4 separate regions of the Mus musculus genome follow, and all the other regions are linked to region 1. Evidence: chromatin loops called from intact Hi-C (ENCODE). Cell type or tissue: left cerebral cortex. All regions are shown on one strand. Each heading gives the region's core, and the rest is flanking DNA. Links, peaks and the distances in the headings are about the cores only. Region 1 holds the start of Atp11c (ATPase, class VI, type 11C). Region 2 overlaps Gm36570 (a long non-coding RNA gene). Region 3 has its middle 23 kb from the start of Gm36631. Region 4 holds the start of Gm36570 (a long non-coding RNA gene).

Region 1 (5,464 bases), core at 110-5,109:
GCAGAGCACTCTTAGCAAAAGAACACCAAATGGGAAGTGCTTTTGGGTCAACACCGTTTGTTTAATTCCAAATGTCCAAAGTCTTCAAAAATGGGATGTCAGCATCTTTACTTTATGAATTTAATATGACCCAGAGAGCAGCTAGTGTCTAACATATGAGTGTCATGTGGAAAGGCTACCCTTTTGCTGAGCACTACAATTAGCTTTCGTGTCGCCTTTCCCTTTTTATCGCCCCAAAACAACACTTCCAAATCACGAGAGCCTATGTGAAACAGAACTAGGAGGTACAATGCTCTTTTACAGTCTCAGGCGAAATGTGAGAACAAATGTTAGTCACTTGCTTCAGCAAAGCATCCAACACAATCCACTGCCCATGGCTCTTGAGATCCTGCATGTACACACCGTTTCCTGCTCAGTGCCACAGGTAATAATTACCTCCACCTCCCTTTGCATGTTTCTGAGTGAAACAGACATCTGGCAAAACCTAAAAAGTATTAGTATACTGATATCCTAAAAGGGGATGCCTTAAGTGTGATTAAGCAGGGGACATTTGTGAAAGTTTCAGATATGGGGGGTGGGAAATGACAGCAAATTGTTCTGACCTATGAAAAATATGTCAGCAATGATTTAATTAGAAATGACTCCACAAAGTTACCAAATTGTCAAGTCCTTAAGTCTATCCTAAGACGGAATGGGGAAGCATTCTGCATTCTCCCCCTTAACTACAGGGAAAAAAATAAAAATTTTAGGATGATGGCTTTCTTTAATATCCGTGGCAGAAATAAAATCCTATTCCCTGACACCTCTTCTGGAAATTAGGGGAGTTGCTACAAACATCCTTTAAGTAAACTGCTCTACTTTACTCAGTTCTTAACATACCCTCTGAGTAAACAGGTTAATCCAAAAAGTCAATAGCAGCCAGAAATCGCTCCCTCCCAATCCCGTGCCACACTCCCCACAGAAATACAATTCCCTTTTCTGGGGGGCTTTAGAGGCGTGGAGAAGGTGGTCGGAGGAGTTCAGCTGCCGGGTGGATTCCAAGCCTGGAGCAGAGGGTGCTGCTCTGCGAGGCTTGAGCCCCAGGGTCTGTAAAGCTGGAACAGGCTCCCGCCGTCGCTGCTGGCCCCAGCCCATCGTGCCCACAGCCCTCGCTCTTTCTGTCACCCTCAAGGTGAGCTTGGAGGCTGAGTCCTCAAAGTTTGCCCAGTCTCTGGTCATCGGCCATGGCCCGGGCGAGGCTGAGCCCTGGTTTAGCCTCCGCTTCTCTCAGCCCCCTAGCTCTTCTTTTGGGCCACAGTGACAGGTCTAGGTTTACCTCCACGTGCTCGTGGCAGAGGAAACAAAAGAAAGCTTCCTCCCCGATAATTCAACGCCATCTTCCACTAATTGGGAAACTGAGCCCCCCGCCCCGGGGAGCCCCCCGCCCCGAGTTCCGCGCGTCTGTCACTCCGAGGCGATTCCCCAGGCTGGAGGCAGAGTTCCTCAGAGCCTCGGGGAACCTCAGCTGAAATGTCCCGGGGCAGGGGTGGGACGCCCGAGAGCCCCACCTGCCTCCCCACCCAGGCCACCCGGGGCGCCGGGTTTCCGCTAAAACGCAGAGGCGGGGGAGGGGGCTGGCGCGTCCCGCTCGTCCCCTCGCCCAGAGACTGCGAAGGAGCGGCGGGGGGCCAGCGAGCGGGCCACCGGGGTACGCGTGGAGCCGCGGCCAGTGTACTCACCAAACGGTTGAGGGTCCGGCGGAACATCGCGTCCGAGGCTGCGGGGTGCCAGGCTGGGCTCCGCTGGGCTGTCTGGGAAGGCGCCGTCCACAAAACACACTGCGGCGTGGGCCCGCGGCGCAAAGCGGACAGCTAGCTCGCCTGCCCTGTCGCCAGCCCGCTGCCGCCTGCCCTCCTGCCGCCTGCCCTCCTCGCCTCTGCGCGCCCCCGCCCCCGGCCGCCCAACCGCCCGCCCGCCCGCGCGCTCGCCGCCCCGCCCCGCCCCGCCCTCCCCGCGACCCGCCCCCAGCCCCGGCCCGCCCGCCTCGGGGGCGGCGGCCCCGTCGCTCCCCTTATCTGGCCCCAGCACCGCCCCGCGCTCCCGCCGCAGCCCGCCTCGCAGCGAGCCCGGCGCGCGGGGGAGGGATGGCGGACCGGCCGCTGCTCAGCCTGGCTCCCCGTCAGCGCCCGCCTCGGCACCCCGCGCCTCACGCTCGTCCTGCCGCTAAGCCCCCGGCCGAGTCCCCACTCGCCCGCTTCAGCGGTCGCCCGTCTCGGGCGTCCCCGCGCCTCGCCTGGCAGGACTCCCAGGGGTCTGTGAGGAGCCACGGTCTCCCTCACCCCGGCCCTAACTCGTCCGTTGGCGCCGCTTCGCTCGCAGTCCTTCCTCGGCCCCGCGCTTTCGCCCGCCCAGCACTTCTGGCTGAGGAGAGCCTCGGTGCGGCCCGCCTCGAGGCTTCCAGGCGTGCCCGCTTCCTGCCCGGGAGTGGCCGCTCTCTGAGGGACGACTCGGGACGAGCCGGGGACTAAGGGGACCCTGGCGCGGGCGGGCGGGCGCGGCGCGGGCGGCTGGAGTAGTTACAAAAGCCGCCCCCTCCAGGCGTCCCTCTTGGGTCCCACCTAAGCCGTCTTCACCTCGCAGTTGGGGTTGGGGCTTTGGGGCTTTGCGTTCCCTGTCGTCTGACTACCCCACCTAAGCCCGCTTACTTCCACTTTCTCTAGGAGGTTGTAAAGTCGGGCTTTGTGTCGTTGGTGCTGCGCAGCGGGGCGGGATTTCCCTGCCACCCTCTCCTTGATCGCCCGCCCTTTTCCACGCTCCTGGGGCACCCTGGGAGTTGTAGTCCAAGGGTTCGCTTGGACTGATATTGTGGGCTGGGAGCTCCCCCATATGCACGGCTCCAGTCAGTTCACAGGGTTGCAGAGGGAAGCTGCCCGAGGTTCTCCCTACCAGCTGCGTGCAGAAATCAGAAACACTGGGTAGATTCTTAGCTGTGGGAAATGTGATGAGGATAAATTACATAAAGCCCCGAATGCTGAAAGACTTTCCCAGAACTCAACATTTACGCCACAAGAAATCTTGCACGCCCTCAACTTGCTAACTTAACATTTGCATTTACAAAAGTTTAAAACTTAAAAATGAAAGCTTGGTCAAGTATTCCCTTGAACCTGGACAGTTCTCTCTGCTCCCACCCTTTTTTTCCACTACCTTCTGAGACCCGGCCCTAGGCTGTGAGCTGAGAACTTTCAAATTCTTCTATAAACATGTTGAAGAAGTAGGTAAAGGGAGCTCTTCTCTACGGAGAGGCGAGTTCTCTCAACAACCTGGAAAGGTTGGGCTCAGCTATTCCCTCGACCTAATGTGAACTCCTGAAGGGCTTTTATTGTGAGGCGGCTAGGGCACTACCACATTTTACCCCTTGAAGGATAGTTTGATTTCAGCATTTACTTGGGTGTTTTTTTTTTATTTGTGTGTTTGTTTGTTTCCTAGAAACTGGAAACAGCAATGTGTTAAAAGACCTCCCTAGTAGGCCGAAGTGAAGTTACAAACTACAAACACATAAAACCTACACATTTGAATGTAATGATTTCTAATGTCAAAGGAAACAGGGGAGAGGATAATGTCTTTACAAAGGATCCGGGGAAACTCCTGAAAACCATGCAATTTTCACTGGGCGAGACCTATAAACAGAGCTGCAGGAGATTAACCCAGGCCTAGGAATGTGGGAAGGCTTTGGAGGAGCCCAGGGAACAAAGTCCTGGGTAGAGAAGGAGAGGTCAGTTGAAAAGTACAGGGCAACCTACGAAAAAGAACACAGCCACTCTGTCAAGGCAGGAACCAGGACACATGTGGGCGGGGCATTACAAATGAAAGCTAAACCCCTAAGCAGCCATAGAAACAAGCTATGAAGTTTGACCTTGTTTCTGTGGTCAAGGAGGAGCCCAAGCACAATAAAGTGCAAATGCAAGAGATTGAAATTAGTTCCTGAAAGGTCCTAACTGCCTAGAGGGAAAGTCCAGCATTTCTACTTTCCCTACTATGACTCTCCGTTGCCTTACACTTAGGTGTGCCTAACGATTTGTAAGAAATCCTACATTTGTAGTAATTGGATATTAGGACACTTAATCGTACAACACAGATCTAAACTTGTGCTCTCTACTCCAAGGAATTGCTTTTAAGTAAAGTTGGTTTTTTTCCTGACTTTTATTGAACACAGAAACTATCTTAATTTCATTTATTAATTATTTGTTGAATAACTTTTATGTGAGGAACACTATTCTTAATACTGGAATGGGGAACTGAAGGAAGTTATTGCCACTCAGTAATGTGCCCAGCAAAAATGAAGATATTCTGAAGAGACACTCAGATCTCTCAGTCTGACTATATATCACATTGTTGAAACAATAGATCCCAATGGAATGGGAATTTACAAGGGAATCCCACACTTAGTGAAGGAAAAGCTTCCTGCCAGAGAGGGGAACTTGTCCGGAGAAGAGATTTGACACGTTTCTAACAATTTCTCAGACCATCTTACAATATGAGACGAAAGTCCAGACAATGGTGGCACTGGGTCAGTGTTAGGTGGGAGCACACTTTGCCGAGACTGTTTTTCTGCGCATGTCCTTTGGGGAGAGGTAGGGGAGGAGCTGCCGCTCGGTTTCTTTGCCCTTTATCAATGTGACCACTGTTTTACACTTTCGACTTGGCTCTTTTGATTGACTCCTTGAGGATGGATGGCCAGATCTGCCTTGAATCATAGATTGTAACCCCCAAGTTTGATAGCAATCCAGGAAGGAATATAGAATCTTTATCAACAATATGTAAACTTTTTGATAAAATAAGTAGTGGAAAACTATTTCAGACAGTTTGGGATGGAAGTTTTTAACTAGTAAATAATTTTTCCATATCTAGTTTTGTTAAGCAGATGGAAGAAAATATACTTATAGATTTATTCAGATAAACTTTTTAAAATGGACATTCAAAAAAACTTTTTTAAATTTTACCACATTTTAAAAGCAGTGATTTTAAGATCCATCGGGACGTAGTAAAAATTGTTGCTCACATTTCATTTGTTATTAGAATTCCACTGTCTTTCTGTTATTCTAATTTATTTCAACACAACGCCTTATACTCCTGAGTCCTGAATAATTTGCTTCACTATAAAAATGCAATTCCAAACCAATCAAACTGCGCTTACGAAAACATGAGATTTATGCAAAAGCAATTTTTCCATACCTCAAGCTCAACCTGAAATTAGAGTTGCTCATGCAAACATCCCATAGAGTCACTCCTTTGTGATTTTTTTTAAGACAGGAAGAAATTATTTTTGTTCTTTCAGTGCCTCTTCACAGTTTCCAAAGAAAACCTAGGTGTTGTGGATGACTATGAAAAGCAGACCATCAGCTAACAGTTGTATTCAGCCAATTCCATAAAGACAGCTACAGAAACTACCTTCCTCCTGCTGAAACTGTCATAGCAAGTAATGGTG
Region 2 (5,464 bases), core at 130-5,129, 1.2 Mb before region 1:
TAAAATAATTCTTCAAAATGACATCAGGAAGGTTTTACTAAGTTCAATTATAAATAAGCTGAGGTGGAAATGCAGAGGTTTTTTGTTTGTTTGTTTGTTTGTTTTGTTTGCTATTCAAAAGCGGATTCCAATCACTACATTTTGAGTCAGAAACTTGATGCCTCAGACATATTGATTAACTATGATTTTAACCAAGCTATATGTAGTCTCTGACCTATTTAATGGATCATTACTTTGAAACACGTTAAAATTCATAAACTACTCCAGCTCCACATAGACCTTAGGTTAAGTTTGTGTGACCACTCCAATTATTAGATCTCAACTGAATCTACAAACACATTATTCTTTGAGGCTTTCTGACAGAACTAAATATAAAAGTATCTATAGGGGGCTCCAATAACAGTAGCAGAGAATATTATTTCTGCATCACTACCTGAAATAACTGCTTTGTTGTTTTAATTTCAAGTGAATGCTTTGTCTGTATTTTGGGGGAAAAAAAGGACATTTCTAAAAGAAAAAATACAGATGCGTTGAGACATAAAACAGGTAAATCATAGTTGTCACAGGAAATTAAAAGAAAGACCCACACAATAGGATGCAAGTCATTTCTCAAAGAGCCATGAACTCTCTAAGTCCCTCCATATAGTCTGTGCTGCACACTGTAGTGTGGCTGAAATCTGTCCCAGTGTACAGGACTGCTCTTCCCACTCAACCACATGCAGTCCTTGTAGAGAAACCTTGCGCTCACTTGGCTCCTAAAAACCAGAAAAGCAAATGCAGACTTCACTATGGATGAAATTGGTACATTTCCAACAGTTCAGTCAAGGGTATATTTTAAAACATTAAACACTAGTCATAAGAGCCCCATAGCCCAGGATCTTTGAAACACTGAAGTTGGATCTTGAGACTCATCTGACGACCAGTTCACAAAGCAGAGAACAGAGTGTTAGGAAACTTGGGCATTACAGCCAAAGTGAATTTTAACTGCATTTATTTGATAGTAGGTTACTTTTATAGTCTCAGTTCTTTGCTCTGAGGCTTTGGGAATATCACAATAATTAAATTCTGACTAATTCATTGGAAAATAGATGTCACAGAGGGGTGATATCACAGTTTGAGGACTCATAACACGTTGCAATGTCCAAATACCCACATCGCCAGATGATTCTCCATGCAAACAAGTACATTTTGGTGACTTTCTATAGCTTGTTCCATGTTCCTTCAGCTTTACCTTCACAAGCATGCACAGTAGCAAATTGGGATGATCCAGATCTTGCCTTACTCTTACGCACCGCTGACATGCAAGTCCCATAGATTCTAGAGACATGAGTCTCACTTCTATGTTCTCTCCTTTCAGTTTCCCATGCCTTTCCTGAAATTCCTGCCTCTGGTCCTGAATTTCAAGATGAGATAATCTAGTGGAAAGAAATAGGTAAGGGTGTTCTTACATATTCTACACAGTAACTGAGAAGAGCAGAAACTTAATTGGTCAAAATGTTGAAAAGGCAGAATAAACCTTGTGATTTAATTTGCACTACAAAGGCCCACTCAAATCCTGCCTTTGTAGTGACAGAAACCATGATGGCTGGTAGTGATGACAATGGTAATGAAGGTGCAAAGCTTACAAGGTGTCCACTATGTTTGAGGAGCTGCTACTCTAAGCTGTCTGTACATATCACTTCAGATGACATCAGTGGAATATGAATCCAGTTTACAGAGGAGGCAAGTGAGGCATAGGAAGTTAGAGCTCTCTGTCTCTTGCAGCTGGCAATAAATTCACACTCAAACAAACAAAACAGGCGCTGGCACCAGACTACTTGTTCTTAGCCACCAAACCAAACTCTTCATGCCACTGCATGAGACATTCTCCAAGAATACAGCAGCAGAGAGTGGAACAGAATGCATGTTGAGTTTCCATATTTAAATTGACAGGCAAGAAAATAAATACTGAAATTCTTGAATTTGAGAACCCTTTCTTATTTGTCTCATCAGCTACATAAATTAGCAGAGTCGTTCTTGTGGTGCTGGGGATCGAACTTGGGGCTTTGGACTTGCTAGCCAAACACTCTATGACTGAGCCACACATTCTCCCTTTACTTTTAGATATAAAGCCTGACTAATTAGCTCCAGTGTGCCTTGAGGTTGCCATGGAGCCCAGATTCATTTGAACTCATGGTTCTCTGCTTCTATCACCTAAATAGTAGGGTTAAAGGTAGAGATCATGTCTGGCTCCTGGGTTATATTTTTAACTTAAGTGATATGAACTATATATGATATGTGTGTGTAGTGCTTTATATTATCTTATATTGTTTTAAGTTAAAATTATCAGAAATTTTATTTACTCAATTTAATAGAAAATAAACAACTCTCACGAGCTCTAGAACTACCTATATTCTTTATGACCTTTAAATGATTTATTACTTTTTAGTAAATTAATCGTTATAAGAACTAAAAATACCAAGCTGGCATACTAAGAAAAGATGATAAGTTCCAAATAAGAAGGAGCTAGTCTGTCTTTGACATCTTAAATATTTTATTCTTCATTTTCCAAATCATCAATGAGCGATGACTCAGATGTATTACTAAGATGACATTTACCTTAACTAAATTTTCACCTGAATAATACCCTACTTCTAATTCATTAAGTCCACAGGTGGCTATCAAGAATTCCTTCCGGATTGAGTCTTGATGATGCACAGAAAACATTTAGCTGCTACTAGTGTTTTATTTTGGTTTTGGCTCCTAAATGGCAATAACAGATCATTCCACAAGATGGCACTCCTAATTCTTTGTATTTGTTTTCCATCATGATAAAAGCATCTATTCTTTCTAACAGCTACTGAAAAACTAGAACCATGATTTCTATTTCAGATTTCACTTTTTTCTGAGTGATCATATCAACATATATTAGACACCTGAAAATATTTTATTCTCTCCCAGGGTACGGGTATACGTTAGAGCATGGGTGTATGCTATGCTGTCTATGAGTTATGGGTGCCTATACTAGAAAGATACTCAACCTTTACTTTAAAAAATAAAGCAGAAACTTGTCCATAACACTGCAAGCAAGTAGAGCTCCAGTATGATGTATAATAGGCGTGTGCAGGTTAGGAGATCTTGGACACATCACCTTATGCCTGCCAGGGCTGTTTCATTGCAGTTTTGACATCTCCATACCCAATTAGCCCATACCAACACTGGCCACGTGTGCCTTCACCTTAAGCCATGTATATCAAAATTAAGAGATTAAGCTGAATTTATCAAATATCCCGAGGATAAAAGGAATTAAATTTAGAGAAACATTGATTGAATGCTATATACCATAAAGTTTGCTAGGCAGTTTGAAAAGTATATTTTCATCTAACATTATTAAGAATGTAGATAGCCAACACAAATGGATTCCATTTTCATCTGTATGTTTTCTGTTTCGTTTTGATATACTATGTCTTTTTGTTTGTGTGTTTTGATTTTATGTTTTGCTTTTGTTTGAGAGAATAAGACATTTGGGAAGAAATGAGAGATGGAAAAGAATAAGATCAAATTATATTATATGAAAACATTTCTAAACACAACATAATTTACAAACAGAAAGACTCATATGAGATGTTTTATGTCATAACAGATATACCTATTTATAGTCTAGTCTAGGCAGTTCTCAAATATTAAATAATTTCAATTAATCACCATGGCAATATTTTTACGTTATATATATACAATGAAAAAAAGGAATTTCAGAGTTCTCTCCTCTAGTAAATAACATAATTGAGATGCATACTATGGACATAAAATTCTAGATCTAAAATCCAATACTACAACTCTATTTCATGAATGCAAAATAAATTAGGAACATGAAACAAGAAAGTTCTTTAAGTTTCTGTTACTAAATCTAGATCGCTTTCTGAGTTGGTGTCTTTTCTCCTTCCTTCCCTTTGCTCTTCTCTGCCCTGAGTTATTTGCTCTTAGCTCTACTTAAGACCTCACTCATCTGTCTTCTCGTTTGTAGCTTCTTCCTTCATATTTAAAACAAAATCTGGATGGATATGGCAAATTTTCAGTTTGAAGACACTCAGCAGGTTCATGAACTGTGCACTACTAATTTGAAATAAAACATCAGTGATGTGGCTCGAGAAAGGGATGAGTGGTTAGAAAAAAAAAAAAGACCTTCTTAGATGACCAGTAACTTCATCAATTTATCACCACTAACCCAGTAGTATAAAAGACAACTGAAGAAATCTTACATACAGATAAGAAAGAGAACAGCAAACAGGAATGGTCAAGAAAGTATAAATGAAATAAAGAAATTCACATATGAAAGCTTGGAATTAATCAAGCATGTCCGACTGAGTAAACTAGGGAAGTTACAAGATTAAAAAGGGGAGAAAGGCTTTTTCTCCCTCTTTCCCTTCCTCATTTCCTCCTCCCTCTTTTTCCTTCCTTCCTTCCTTCCTTCCTTCCTTCCTTCCTTCCTTCCTTCCTTCCTTCCTTCCTTCCTTCCTTCCTTCCTCCCTCCCTCCCTCTCTCCCTCCCTCCCTCCCTTCCTCCCTCTCTCCCTCCCTCCCTTTCTTTCTTCCTTTCTTCCCTTTTTATTTTTTTCATGTGGTCTCAGTGTGTAGACCTGGCTGCGCAGAGCTCACTATGTAGACCAGCTGGCCTTAAACTCATAGTGATCTGCCTGCCTCTGCTTCCAACTGTTGGGATTAAAGGTTGCAAAGGCAGTGTTAACATCTGAACAACTGAAACCACATCAAGAAAAACTAAATTTTATCATCACGGTCCCAAAGGGTACCAGGGATTTAAGTCCTCAACAGATGGTTGTGAGAGAGAAAATTCTTGATAAGATATTTTAAATGTCTTGGGACAAAGGGGTTGGATACGCCCGCATTTGAGCTAAAAGAAATGCTCACTGAGAGGTATGAAGATAACTTTGGTCTCATGTATGATTTAAAGGATCAATGTGGAGAGTTACTGCCCCTTTTGTTTACTATCTGGCCATGAAAAAATTGAAGAAGATGAAACAATATCAAGTTGGAAAGGTGTGGAGGCGAGAGAGCTCAGCCATAGTCCAGGGCTACAGGGAGTTCTGTCACTGTGATTTTGACATTGCTGGTGAGTTTGACTCAATGATCCCTGATTCAGTGTCTGAAGATCATGTGTGAAGTCCTAAGTGGACTGAAACTGGGGGACTTTCTCATCAAGGTAAATGATTGTTGGGTTGTAGACAGGATGTTTGCTGTGGTGTTTCTGAAAGCAAGCTCTGTCCCATTTGCTCCTCAATGGACAAACTAGACAAGATGTCTTGGGAAGACATGAGGCATGAGATGGTGGCAAAGAAAGGCCTAGAGCCTGAGGTGGCCAATCGAACTAGGGACTACATCCAATATCCCTGGCAGAGGAGTTATTCAAGGATCCCAAATTATCCCAAAGCCAGCTGGCCTTGCAGGGCCTAGAGGACCTGAAGCTGCTC
Region 3 (5,464 bases), core at 284-5,283, 840 kb before region 1:
TCAGTAAAATCTGTGCAAATATCTACTTGGACAAATACATGTTATGCAGTTTTCTTCCCTGAGATGGAAATAAATGTATCCTCTTGTTCAAGAACTATATGACCTAAACAATGCATATATATAACCATTTTAAATTGTGTGCAAAGCATAAATCAGTACAAAAAGGTGAATAGCTATACAAGAGACCCTTGTAATTAATTTTCAAACAGAATCAAGTATGCTACCCTGCATTCTCCCAAAGAGAAAAGTCTAGCCTACTTGGTTACAGTTTTGAAAGAATTATCAAAGTTTTTCAGCCCTGGAGTTAGGGATTTGCTTGTGGTGGTTGAGTTTTGTTTTTAATTTTAAAGAGAGTTGTTTGTTTTTAAGACAAACTTTCAGCTTGTGAGACAGACTAGCCTTAAACCTGACTCAGTTTCTGGAGTACTGAGATTACAATATCACTACACCCAGCCCAAACCACGTTTTATTCGGTAGTACAAAATAAGTTACTGATTACTTACTATGTGTGTTTTAGAAAGTGTAGAAATGTGGTACTCTATAATAATCTTCAATGTAGTGATGATAGGCTGTGGGCATGCGCCCCAAATGATAGGGTGGGAGGATGAATTTAAATGAGCAGTAGGCTGCAAAACAGATTATGAAGTTCATTCAAGCTGTTACTAAATTATTTGACTTGATTCAATCATTTGTCACAGCATCATTCAAAACTAAATGTATTTTGAAATGTCTATTAAATATTTGATCCCATAGTTTGCTATGTTACAAACACTATGCTAATGAACACCTGAGCTTTGAAAACAGCAAATGTGACCTATATATAGGACATTACAAATAACCAAACCTCCTAAGAATGTAAATATTTTTATTGGTTAAAATATTGAATAGGTCAGGTATTATTTGTTTCCAACATTATCTTAGTCATATATGATACTTGAAAGGAGAAAAAAAGCTACTGCATACTTGACAGTCACTACTTTGAGCAAGCTCTAAAGTCTAAGGCCAACAGCACAGCTGAAAGGGCAATCTTGCTTTTAACTAGGAGAAAATCCCCATTTCCTCATGTAAGTAAACTCCCTTCTTAAAAGTTGCCCTATTAAATTAACTTATTCTAATTCCAGCCATAATTCTAAGGCTAACTCTACAACTCTCTAACAGATGCATGTGGTTTCAAATGTGAAGAGTCAACATAAGAAAATGTCATGACTTATGCTAGTAAAAAAAAAAAAAATCATTATTGAGTTACAGAGACCTGTGCTCCTGTGTCCAGACTTGTTAATCTATTCTGAACAATTGCAAGTTAGAGACCTAAAACAGCAAGTCATTTTCTGTGAATTCATTTGGCTCAGGGTCCCTCCAAGGAAGACTGAAATGAACCCTGATTACCTCCTGATGGAAATCAGAAACCAAAGTTCTGGCCAAAAAGTTGACACTATTGGAGGTTCAAGTGGGAAGGAGTTATCTTGATCAATCAGATGCTAAAACCTTTAGTTGCCTTACTTCTCTGAGCTCTAGGTAGAAAATGACACACAGGGGCAGGTATTGGGGTGTAGCTCAGTGATAAGGTGCTAGTCTCACATGTAAACTCCTCACCTATGATCTTCACCGTGTCAAAAAACAAAACAAAACAAAACAAAACAAGGCGTCTTAAGCCAATTTTTCTTATCGTATGAGGGTATCTTTGAGACCTGCCATAGTTAAGGAAGCCGTGGAAACATGTAAGGGCAGTTCTACCTTCACAGTTTATTGGAACAGCTAATGTGTGCTTCCCAAATGGCCACCTTGTCTAAGTGGGTCCCCAAATCTTCAGTTAACACCTCTGGCTCTTAGGACAGTAGACCTAACCATCCACAAATTCCCAGAGCCTTTAGTCAACCACATTGCTTAGTGGGAAAAGAAACACTTCCACTTAGAAAACAGGATAAAGACCCTGCTCTGAAGACTTTGACAACTTTCTGTGGCAGGTGGCTGGGGCGGGGGAGGTTGGGCGGAGCTGGCTCTGCCCTACAATCCCCTAAGAAAGCAAGCTCTGAAAGAAGCGAGGAGAGAAGAAAGGGGACTAGGGGAAAGAGTTGGAGAGAAAGGAGCCCTTGGGTGCATGGAAGGGTTAATTCTCCCCACCCCAGCGCACAATCAAAAAGGGCTGGATTTCCTCCAACTCCCCACTGTTGCAAACCCACGTTACCTGGAGTGAATTTCTGCATGTCAAGATACCTGTGGTCCTTAGGACCTAGCCCAAACCAGAGTCTACTGTGGCTATTTCAGACACTCATGCACCTGAGCCTTTGCTCACCACTCTTCCAGATCTCTCCCCTGTGCCTGTCTCTGTGTCCTAATCCTCATGACTGCAGTCTCCAGTTTACACATCCCTTCTAAGCTGTGTCCTGAGCAAGGCAAGCACTAGTACAAGCTGGTGGTGGCAGAGAACACCCCTTCCTTTTCTTGAGTTCTTCCCAGCCTGAGACCTGCTCTGCTGCATGTCCCCATCCTGCCTGCGGGAGGCCCCAGGCCGAGAAGTACACTCTAGGGGACCTGGGACCAGGAGCCTTGGGCCAGGTGGCTATATCCCAGGGAGCTGAGGAAATGAATTATGCCCTCCTGCAGAGGCCCACTCCCACTAGGCACCAGTGGCAAGGGGACAACAGCCTTTGTTCTCCCGGGGCTTGGCAAGGCTGCGCTACTGAGGCGCAACACGGGCGGCGCCAGGGTATCCAGATTGCTCACTTTTGCACGCGGCATGTCAAAAGGTGCACGTTCCTGTCTTCTGCTTTAAGTGCAGTGGGTAGGAAGTTGGGGGGTAAGGGGCGTGAGGTGAGAAGTATGGGGGAAGGGTTCTGCATATGGGCCAGGCTCTTTGTTTGCATTTGAGGGCACGGCGAGGTGGGTTGAACGTGGGTCTGTGCCTGGGTCCTGAGAGTGGGACAAATTCCTGAGTATGTCACCATGTTGCACCGCGCAGCACACATATGCACACTCTCTGGAGCGTACACAAACACACATTATCACACACACACACAGAGACACACACACAGAGAGACACACACACAGCGTGAGAGAAAGATAGGGAGAGGGAGAGAGAGAGAGAGAGAGAGAGAGAGAGAGAGAGAGAGAGAGAGAGAGAGAGAGAGAGAGAGAGAGAGAGAGATATGTCCAGTCAATAGCAGGCAGCTCTGTTCCCTGCGCTCCAGGCTGCTGCAGCTTCGTCTGCCCGCAGCGCGTCCACCATGCGTTCAGAGGGGCAGTGGAAGAGACTGGAGGCTCTGGAGGAGCTACAGTTCCGCCAGGATGGAGGGAAAGTGGTGCAAACCCACACTCCCCCAGAAGCCTAGACCTCCGGGGTTTGCCCGGGGTCGCAGAGGTCATGGGCACCTTAGGGTCTAGCACAGAGACTAGGAGCCACTGGGCGGCGCGCACACAAGGGGGCGAGGGCAACCTAGCGAAGGGAAGGAGGCGGACTTCTCGGTGGGCTTACCCTTAGAAGCATCTTTCTCCTCTTTGGGCTTGGTCACCTTTCCACTCATAGATCCCAGCTTGCTTGACAAGATTCGTCCAGGAGAAGGAAGTCCTCGCCGAGCTGGCTGGACTTGCGAGAGCGCTTAGGGCGGCAAGTCGCGACCGCGAGCTCTCAGTGTGGCTCCGGGCGGAATCCGCTTTTTCCCCCGCTGCCGCTGCTGTCGCCGCCTGCGAAAGAGTGGGGAGGAAAAGAGAGGGGTGAAGGAGGAGCCGCCGCCCGAGCCTGAGCGGCCGGCCGCGGGAGGAGCCGCTCGCCGCGCTCCAGAAGTGCAGAGACAAAGCGGGGCGGCCGCTCCAGCGCCCCGCCGCTCCTACCCGCCCTCGGAGAGCCGCGCTCAGGAATCTCGGGGCACCCGGGAGGCGCAGCCGGGACTTCCCGGCTTCGCCGCCGGCCTGCCGGGGCTCTGTGCGGGTCGCTCGCTCCACGGGCGCCGACCACGCCGGGAGTTGCCTGGGTGTTCTGCCCAAGCTCTACTGGGTAGCTTTTCCCCGCCTCTCCCAATCTGCTGAGCCGCCAACTCAATCAAAATAAAACACCGAGGAAGGTTTTTAAAAAAATCAAAACAAAGACGAAAATATTCACTTAAAAATAACGAGCCTCCCCGAAAGGGAAATGTTTGAACATGTGATGAGCAACGTGTGAGCCTGTTACACCGCAGAGCCGCGCAGCTTCTCGCCCGCGGGGATTCGGAAAGGGAGGTTCGCTCCTTTCTATTTAGTCCGTTTTCAGATTCCTGTCTTTTGGCCAAAAGAGGGGCCCGGAGTTGCTGGCCCGCAGAGAAGCGGGAAGCGAAAACCCTTACCTGTTTTCTCTCCCTACACCCACACCCCCTCGGAGCTCGCCTGCTCCCTCGCTGCCACTCTCCGGGCAAAGAACTCTCTGATCCCAGAGAGGCAGGAATCGGCACTGGGGTGCGTTCTATATAAACGACAAGGTGTGGGCACGCGGGGGGCGGGGGGCGGGGGGCGGGGGGGGGCAGCCGGCGAGGGCGGGGCCCCACAAAGCCGCCTGCCGGCTGTAGTAAAAACAGAGCTCGGCAGGGGCGCGCAGACGTCAGCTGCCGCCTTGCAAAAGCCTGGCAGCCTAGCGAAGTGCGGGCGATCTTGTCAGCGGGGTGTTCCCTATTTCCCCGGACAGGCAAGGTCCTCCAGTGCTGCCACAGCAGGTCTCTTGATCCGCTGTGAACAACGAAGCCAGGAGTCCCTAATCTCCACCCTCCTTACTCCCTAGACTTCCAGTGCTTGCCTTTCTGGCTCCACTGGTTGCCACCTACACTTTGGGGACTCCGCTGTTGGCAACTGCAGTGAGATCTGTCCTGGAGTCTGTGCCTCTTCACCTCTGGCCACCCGTCCAAGTTGAGACAGATTGGTTCTCCAAGAAGGGAGAAAGGGATCTGGCTTGCCAATGGGGCAGAGAGTGAAACTGACCTAGTGCTTGCTGCTTCCCACCCGCATCGCATCATACACCGGCCCCTTCTCCCTGGGCTGTAGTCCCCCACTGCTCAGGTTAGCCAACCTTCTGTAAAGTGAGGGGGGGGGGGCAAGTCTCTAGTGCAGTAGAAGAATAAGTAGGATGGCTTGTCTCCCAGGCTACACTTGTAACAATCCATGAAAGATCCCTGAGAGTTAGAACTCAAAGAAAAAACGGCTCCAAAACCAGAAGTTATGTACGGGATATAAGGCAAAGAAGTCAAGGACTAGAAAAGGAGTGATGAGAAGCTCAGCAATCAGTGCCTGGATGTTTGCAAACCTTTCCCCTCACACTGTCCTTTCTGTCAGTGCGGACCGATGGGTGCTGTTAAGGAGTAAAGAGACTGAGGGCATGGCTTAGTTCACAGAGCCCTCAACCCAGTCACCAAAATATACGTTCCAGGACAGCCAGGGCTACACAGAAAAACCCTGTCTCGAAAAACCGAAGGAAAAAAAAAATACACTGTATCCTAACAATAGA
Region 4 (5,464 bases), core at 93-5,092, 1.2 Mb before region 1:
TCCCTGAGCCTTTCCACCTCTCGCTTCCTTGAACTACACAAATACTTTGCATTGTTTTGACCAAAGAATAGACCAAGGATTTAATCTGAAGTATATTTTTGTGAACAATTTATTTTCTAGACATTTATCCTCTGAAGCCATTTCTCACTTTCAAGAAAAGTCAAAGGTATCTATGTTTGAATCAGCACCTTCCATAACTCATTTTTATTGATGATTGTTTTATAGCTAAAACATGAAAAGAATCTTAAAATGTGAAATATGTACTTAGGTAACTGACCATATTACAGGTTTCTTCAGTTTTCCCATATTCCCTATGCACTTTTGTGTTTACGTAGTAATCCTGCTATTCATATATTGTCTATTTACCGAGAGGATATTGGATCTCAAGTCGAGTTCTAGGCACTAAGAACATTAAAACAGGTATTCAATTTTTGTGTCAGCATGTCTTGAATTTTTGTCATTTTCAAAAGCTAAATGCTGGACGGACGGATATCTTTTCTTTTTCCCCTTACTGTGACATAGCCCCTATGATAGCTTATCTCAATTGGTAACTTGATCTGATTGATGCCCAGGAGATGAGGAAAAGCAAACGTGTGCATGGATACCTGAGGGCACTTCTAGATGTGACTGGATATAAAGGGGCCTCTGAACTGATGCTTGACTTAGTCTACTAATGAATCAATAATATGATGACGCTATTGGGAAATGAAAGGTAACAGCTGAGGGCTACTTAGAGGAAGTAGGTAACAGGAGAGATACCCTGGGGAAATTTGTTTTTTGTCCCCTCCCTGCTTCTCTCCTTCTGCCTACTGATTAGCATGTGATAAACAGAGCTGTTCCACCATGTCCCCTCTGCCTTGAGGTTCTTCTGCCTCACTTCTGGCTGAGAGTGTTGAAACCAGTCAGCCATGGACTGAACTCAGGAGTCCATATTCTACCTCCTTTAAGTTATTTCTTTCCTGTATTTGTAACAACAGTGAGAGCTGGAGCAGCCAGCTGCTTATTGGAGAAGGGAGGCACCGTCAGTGACTTAGTTTCAATTATCAGATAAGAATATAGCTATAGCGAATGTGTGAGGATTTCTTATGTTGTGGAAATGGTGGCACAGTTCTGGAAGTGCTTTTCTATTTTGATACTTAGGATTTGTAGAGTGCAGCCATCAGGGCATATCTGCTTATCACGCCAGTGCCTATTTGTATGCATGAGTTTCAAGAGCTGACTTCAGTCAAAAATAGACAATGCCAAACTAAAGCTCCTGGAACGTTTGAGTTGCATATACGAATTCTATAATCCTACCAAGCTTTCTATTTCTGTAGCCAAATATGGGCACCGTTGGAATTCAAGACTAACGTCTGTGAATATAAATTTTTCTTTCATGAAATGCTCAGGTTAAGGTGAGAGCCAATGTCAGTGATGTATATGGAAACAGGTTTGGGTATAACCTGGCTGACAGCACTATCCAGTTAACAAGAATAGTTTAGTCCATTAAATAACAGCAAGCAGGGCTGCAGCGGTGACTCCGTGGATAAGAGCATTCAGTGCTCTTTGTAGAAGAGTTTAGTTCCTAGTTCCCACACCAGGTGGCTCACAACTACCAGGAATACAGCTCTAGGAGCATTTGGCAACTCTGGCCTCCATAGGTACATATGCACAAACACATAATTAAAAAACATAAAATACACCCAAAATTATAGTAGCAGTCTTACAGACTAAGACTATCAGATCCTCCTAGCCTTCAAATCGTACACTTGTGTCATACTGTAAGGTATAAGGAAAGGAGAAAAATACTATATATATGGGGATGAGGAAGGACAAAATGCAGGTAATGGCAGGAGTTATGAAAGAGGATATAAAGCTCCTTTTCTTTCTAGGTTTAATCTGTCATGGATTTTTTGGGTGGTTAATAAGTGCATAAAATTAACTCAATATAAAAAATGTGTAAAATTCCACATGAAGCTACACAGCCTTGTTCCTAATGCCTGTTCCAACTGTAGAGAAGTTCACTGAGTTCTATAGCCTTTGGGTCTGGTTTACTTTGGTTTGTGATGTTTTTATTTATTTGGAAGTTTTTAAAAATAATAAGTTTTATAAAATTAAAAGAATAAATGCACTAGCTACATGCTAGTGCATGCTCACCTTATTTTAACTTTTGTACAATTTCTTTATGCTAAATACCTATTTTTTTTTCTTGGCAGTTACAAGTTTGGGTACATACCAGGCACAGCATATCTACCTACATATGGTACTAATGTGGAAACAAATGGAAATGTAATTGAGGAAAATACGTAATAAAAAAAAAAGATGAAAACTAAAAAAAAAAAAAAAAAAAAGAAGAAGCATTCAGTTAACACTATGGTACTTTGTATTTAATTGCCCTGTGCCTATTCATACTTTGACATCCTAAGTTCCAATATCTTAGAATGCCATTGTGTTTGAAGATAGGCCTTTTTCAGATGACTGGGTTAAAATGGGGTTATTAGGTTGGGCCTTAAGCCAATTTGATTGGAGTTCTAAGAAGAGATCAGCATGTGCAAAGATTGGGAATGTGTCAAAGCCATACAATGAACCGGCCTCTGTCCACCCTGGAAATCTCAGAGGCATCCACGCCTATTGGCACTCTGATCTTCTACTTTTAGCCTCTAGAACTGTTAAAGACATTATGGTTGCACCAGCAAACAAACACTTCTCCTCCTTTATAGAACTTGTGCTACACATTCCTGGCAGACCAGAGAAAAGAGAAGGCAGCTGAAAGTCACAGATTCTTGAAGCCCTGGGCAGCTTCTCCTTTCCTCCAGCTGTGCAGTCAAATTTCAAGCTGGATAAGCCAATTCAGCCAGTGCAGCAGCTGTGTAGGGGGCAGGGAGAGCATTACTGTTTGAAGCTGGCCTGCTATAGTATGCTGGTTATTAGCAGGCAGGTTCCTGGAGATGGCAGCATCGGCTAATGATTATTCTTTCAGGCAGCCTGACTGCCGTTTTTTGTTTCTTCCTGAACAATTTGCAGCAAAGAAGGGACACAGGATGCTCCAGGAAAGAAGAAAAAAAAAAAAGCAGGGACTCTTGCCAGGGCCATATGCTTCTAGCTAGAATGGGGAAAGCTTTAAAAGAGAACCACTTTCTCTTAGTTAATTGCAATCCCCTTGTTTCAACCTTTTGGCAAGAGAAGCCTTCCTGCAAGCCAGGCTGCCTGGGGTAGTTACATCATTGCATTGCTCAGTCTGGCTTGCAAATTCCTCCTTCTTGCTGCACTGTTGAAGTCAGTCTTGCCCCACCCCCATTCGTCTTCTTCCCTCTGTGACTCCACCTCAAATGACCAAGCATGACTATTTCTAGCTCTGGGTTAGTGCTCCCTTTGTCTACTCCACAGTCCATTTGGAACGGCCTCCTGCTCTTTGTCTCATCCATGTCTTTTACCTTCTTCCAGGATGAATTTTGTCCCCTGAAGGCTTTTTTTCATGGACTCTAAAATGCAGTAAGTTTGTTCCCTGCGTGATGCAGTATACCCTAGAGACACAGCAGAGCTCTACGCAAATTGCTGCTACAGAAGCACAGAAGAGAAGGGGCAGAAAGAAGTGAGTTCAGTGCAATCTGCATGCCTGTTGTGACACTGACTGCATGGCATCTAATCACATGCTGTTGGAGGAACATGTATGGAACCACTGACTCTTGGGCCATACTGCATGATAGTTACTGCTTTTCTAACTCTGCCCACTTTATCCCGTTCACTGCCCTCCCTCATCACTTGAACTTTATGTACAGTGTTGGCCTCTAAGTATTTTTGCAAGATGCTTGTGATGCTCCGAATTTCATAGACATTGAGCATACATTCATGGTGGGTGAATTTATATACAGTATAACACCTCAGCAAATTTATTCTCTCTTGCTCTCTCTCACTTTCTTGTTTTTGCTCTCTTCCCTTCTCCAATTTTTTTAAAAAGACAAATTCTTACTCCACAGTCAAATCTGATCTAGAACTCACTGTATAGTCTAGGCTGGCTTCAAACTCACAACAGTCCTACTGCCTACTGAGTGCTGGCAGTATGGTATGAACTACAATACCTGGCTTACCTCAATACACTTCTGAGAAAACCTACAAATCAGTATTTTCTCTTTTTCTACTATTAACACCATGTCATTTGGAGACTTATTTTCTGTAAATTGGACCTACTGTGCCTAGAAATGTGTCTGAGGTAAGAGACTTGGCAATGACTCTACTAGCCATGACAAAAAAGAGCACAGGAAAAAATGGTCTAACATAGGACTGCAGACATGAAAGCATTTAGACTAATGAGGACACAGTGTACTGAGGACTACAGTGAGAAATGAGCAAGGAAATGGGGGCGGGGTAGACTGAGAACCAAAAGGGAGTAAGGAGCAAGGACCATTTACTGAGTGGCTACCATATACCAGCCATATATCATGGTTGTCTAATTCAGTTCTTTTAGCATCCCTATGACACAAGGTTTCTTATCACACTCCTCTCTGAAATGATTGAAGCAAAGTTAATTGACTTGTCCAAAACTGGACAAAGAAACAAAGAAAATGAGAGTCAAGAGCTCAGGTCAGTTGTACTCCAGAGATTATTAGCAACTGTGTTGAACTGGCAGGTCTCACATTCTGTATATGCCTGCATTGTGTGCTCACATTCGTTCTCAGTACGAACGAAGAGTTATTCCAAGTCCTTTCGGAAGTGAAGGAACAAGCATAAGCAAGAACAATCCATAAACACCACAAATATCACCGAATTTCCTTCCAGCACAGTTCCAGGGCTTAGTATCCCTTGCTGCATGTACAAGGAGGAACATGCCCCACAGGAGAGAAAGATGCCTGGCTTGCTTTGCCATATCACATATCATGGCTCCTGGCTCAAGACACATAGCTCTAGTCCAGCTCTGGGGATGTTATATTCTCTCCTAGTGAACACTAACTTTTCTGTACACAGTCTATTCCAGGCACAGCCTAAACAGGGGAGGATGGAAATAATCTTACCACTTTGGCCTGACTTGACCAATGATACATAAACTTGGTCCCCAGGATCCACTCACTCACATCCTTTCCTCCCATCTCCTCCTCTCCTTTCCTTCCCTCTCCTATCACCCCTTCTACCCTCTTCTTTCTTCTCCTCCCCACCCCTCTCCTAGATTCCCTTCCCCTCCCCTTCTCCCTTCCCTTTCTCCCCTCCCTTCCCCTCCTCCCCTCTATTATCTTTTCTCTTGCCTGCTCTCCCTCAGTATTTCTAGTCCATGAGAACAAGAAGTGACAAAGGTACCTCATGTTTCTCTTCCCATTCAGGTAATCCCAGGCAGTTTGTTGGTTCTCTCTTCTTGATATTCTGTTCCTGTGACTCCTCTGAAACATCTGGCCCCATAGCCTGCTTTTCTCTTCTTTTCCCTTTTATTTTGTTTTCTTATTTGTATTTATTTTCTTTCTCTGTGATGTTTCTGAAATAGAGGACTACACTCAAG

What was found. A loop is a pair of places that touch in the nucleus more often than their neighbours do. Peaks named below come from ENCODE experiments on the same cell type or tissue, not always from the same donor. Only the 100,000 strongest peaks of a DNase experiment are listed, where the experiment ranks them.
Region 2: a loop joins it to region 1, with 4 times the contacts of the local background. A loop is called at or near these places in 5 of 42 quality-filtered maps.
Region 3: a loop joins it to region 1, with 7 times the contacts of the local background. A loop is called at or near these places in 4 of 42 quality-filtered maps.
Region 4: it touches region 1 in a loop (8-fold over the local background); 8 of 42 quality-filtered maps call a loop at or near these places.

What each region holds. Positions count from the first base shown.
Region 1 is chrX:60,402,087-60,407,550 of GRCm38, forward strand. Atp11c (ATPase, class VI, type 11C) reads right to left here and starts at 1,919. Exons shown (of 30, transcript NM_001037863.2): 1 at 1,719-1,919. The coding sequence starts at 1,745. In left cerebral cortex, for the core only: a CTCF peak has its summit at 2,870; DNase peaks (open chromatin) are centred at 206, 1,182, 1,620, 2,331 and 2 more places; H3K4me3 peaks cover 1,850 bases; H3K27ac peaks cover 881 bases.
Region 2 is chrX:59,191,586-59,197,049 of GRCm38, forward strand. Gm36570 (a long non-coding RNA gene) reads left to right here. Exons shown (of 2, transcript XR_386938.3): 2 at 1-23. It also overlaps a transcript of Fgf13 not described here and the pseudogene Gm14890. Among named protein-coding and RNA genes, the nearest start is that of Gm36570, 15 kb to the left of the region's middle. In left cerebral cortex, for the core only: a CTCF peak has its summit at 2,765 (motif pointing right); a DNase peak (open chromatin) is centred at 2,749.
Region 3 is chrX:59,563,668-59,569,131 of GRCm38, forward strand. It overlaps a transcript of Fgf13 not described here. Among named protein-coding and RNA genes, the nearest start is that of Gm36631, 23 kb to the right of the region's middle. In left cerebral cortex, for the core only: CTCF peaks have their summits at 2,522, 3,396 (motif pointing right) and 4,568; DNase peaks (open chromatin) are centred at 2,531, 2,678, 3,257, 3,523 and 4 more places; H3K4me3 peaks cover 2,302 bases; H3K27ac peaks cover 1,076 bases.
Region 4 is chrX:59,176,279-59,181,742 of GRCm38, forward strand. Gm36570 (a long non-coding RNA gene) reads left to right here and starts at 3,014. Exons shown (of 2, transcript XR_386938.3): 1 at 3,014-3,571. It also overlaps a transcript of Fgf13 not described here. In left cerebral cortex, for the core only: CTCF peaks have their summits at 1,592 and 2,933 (motif pointing right); DNase peaks (open chromatin) are centred at 1,211, 1,551 and 3,031.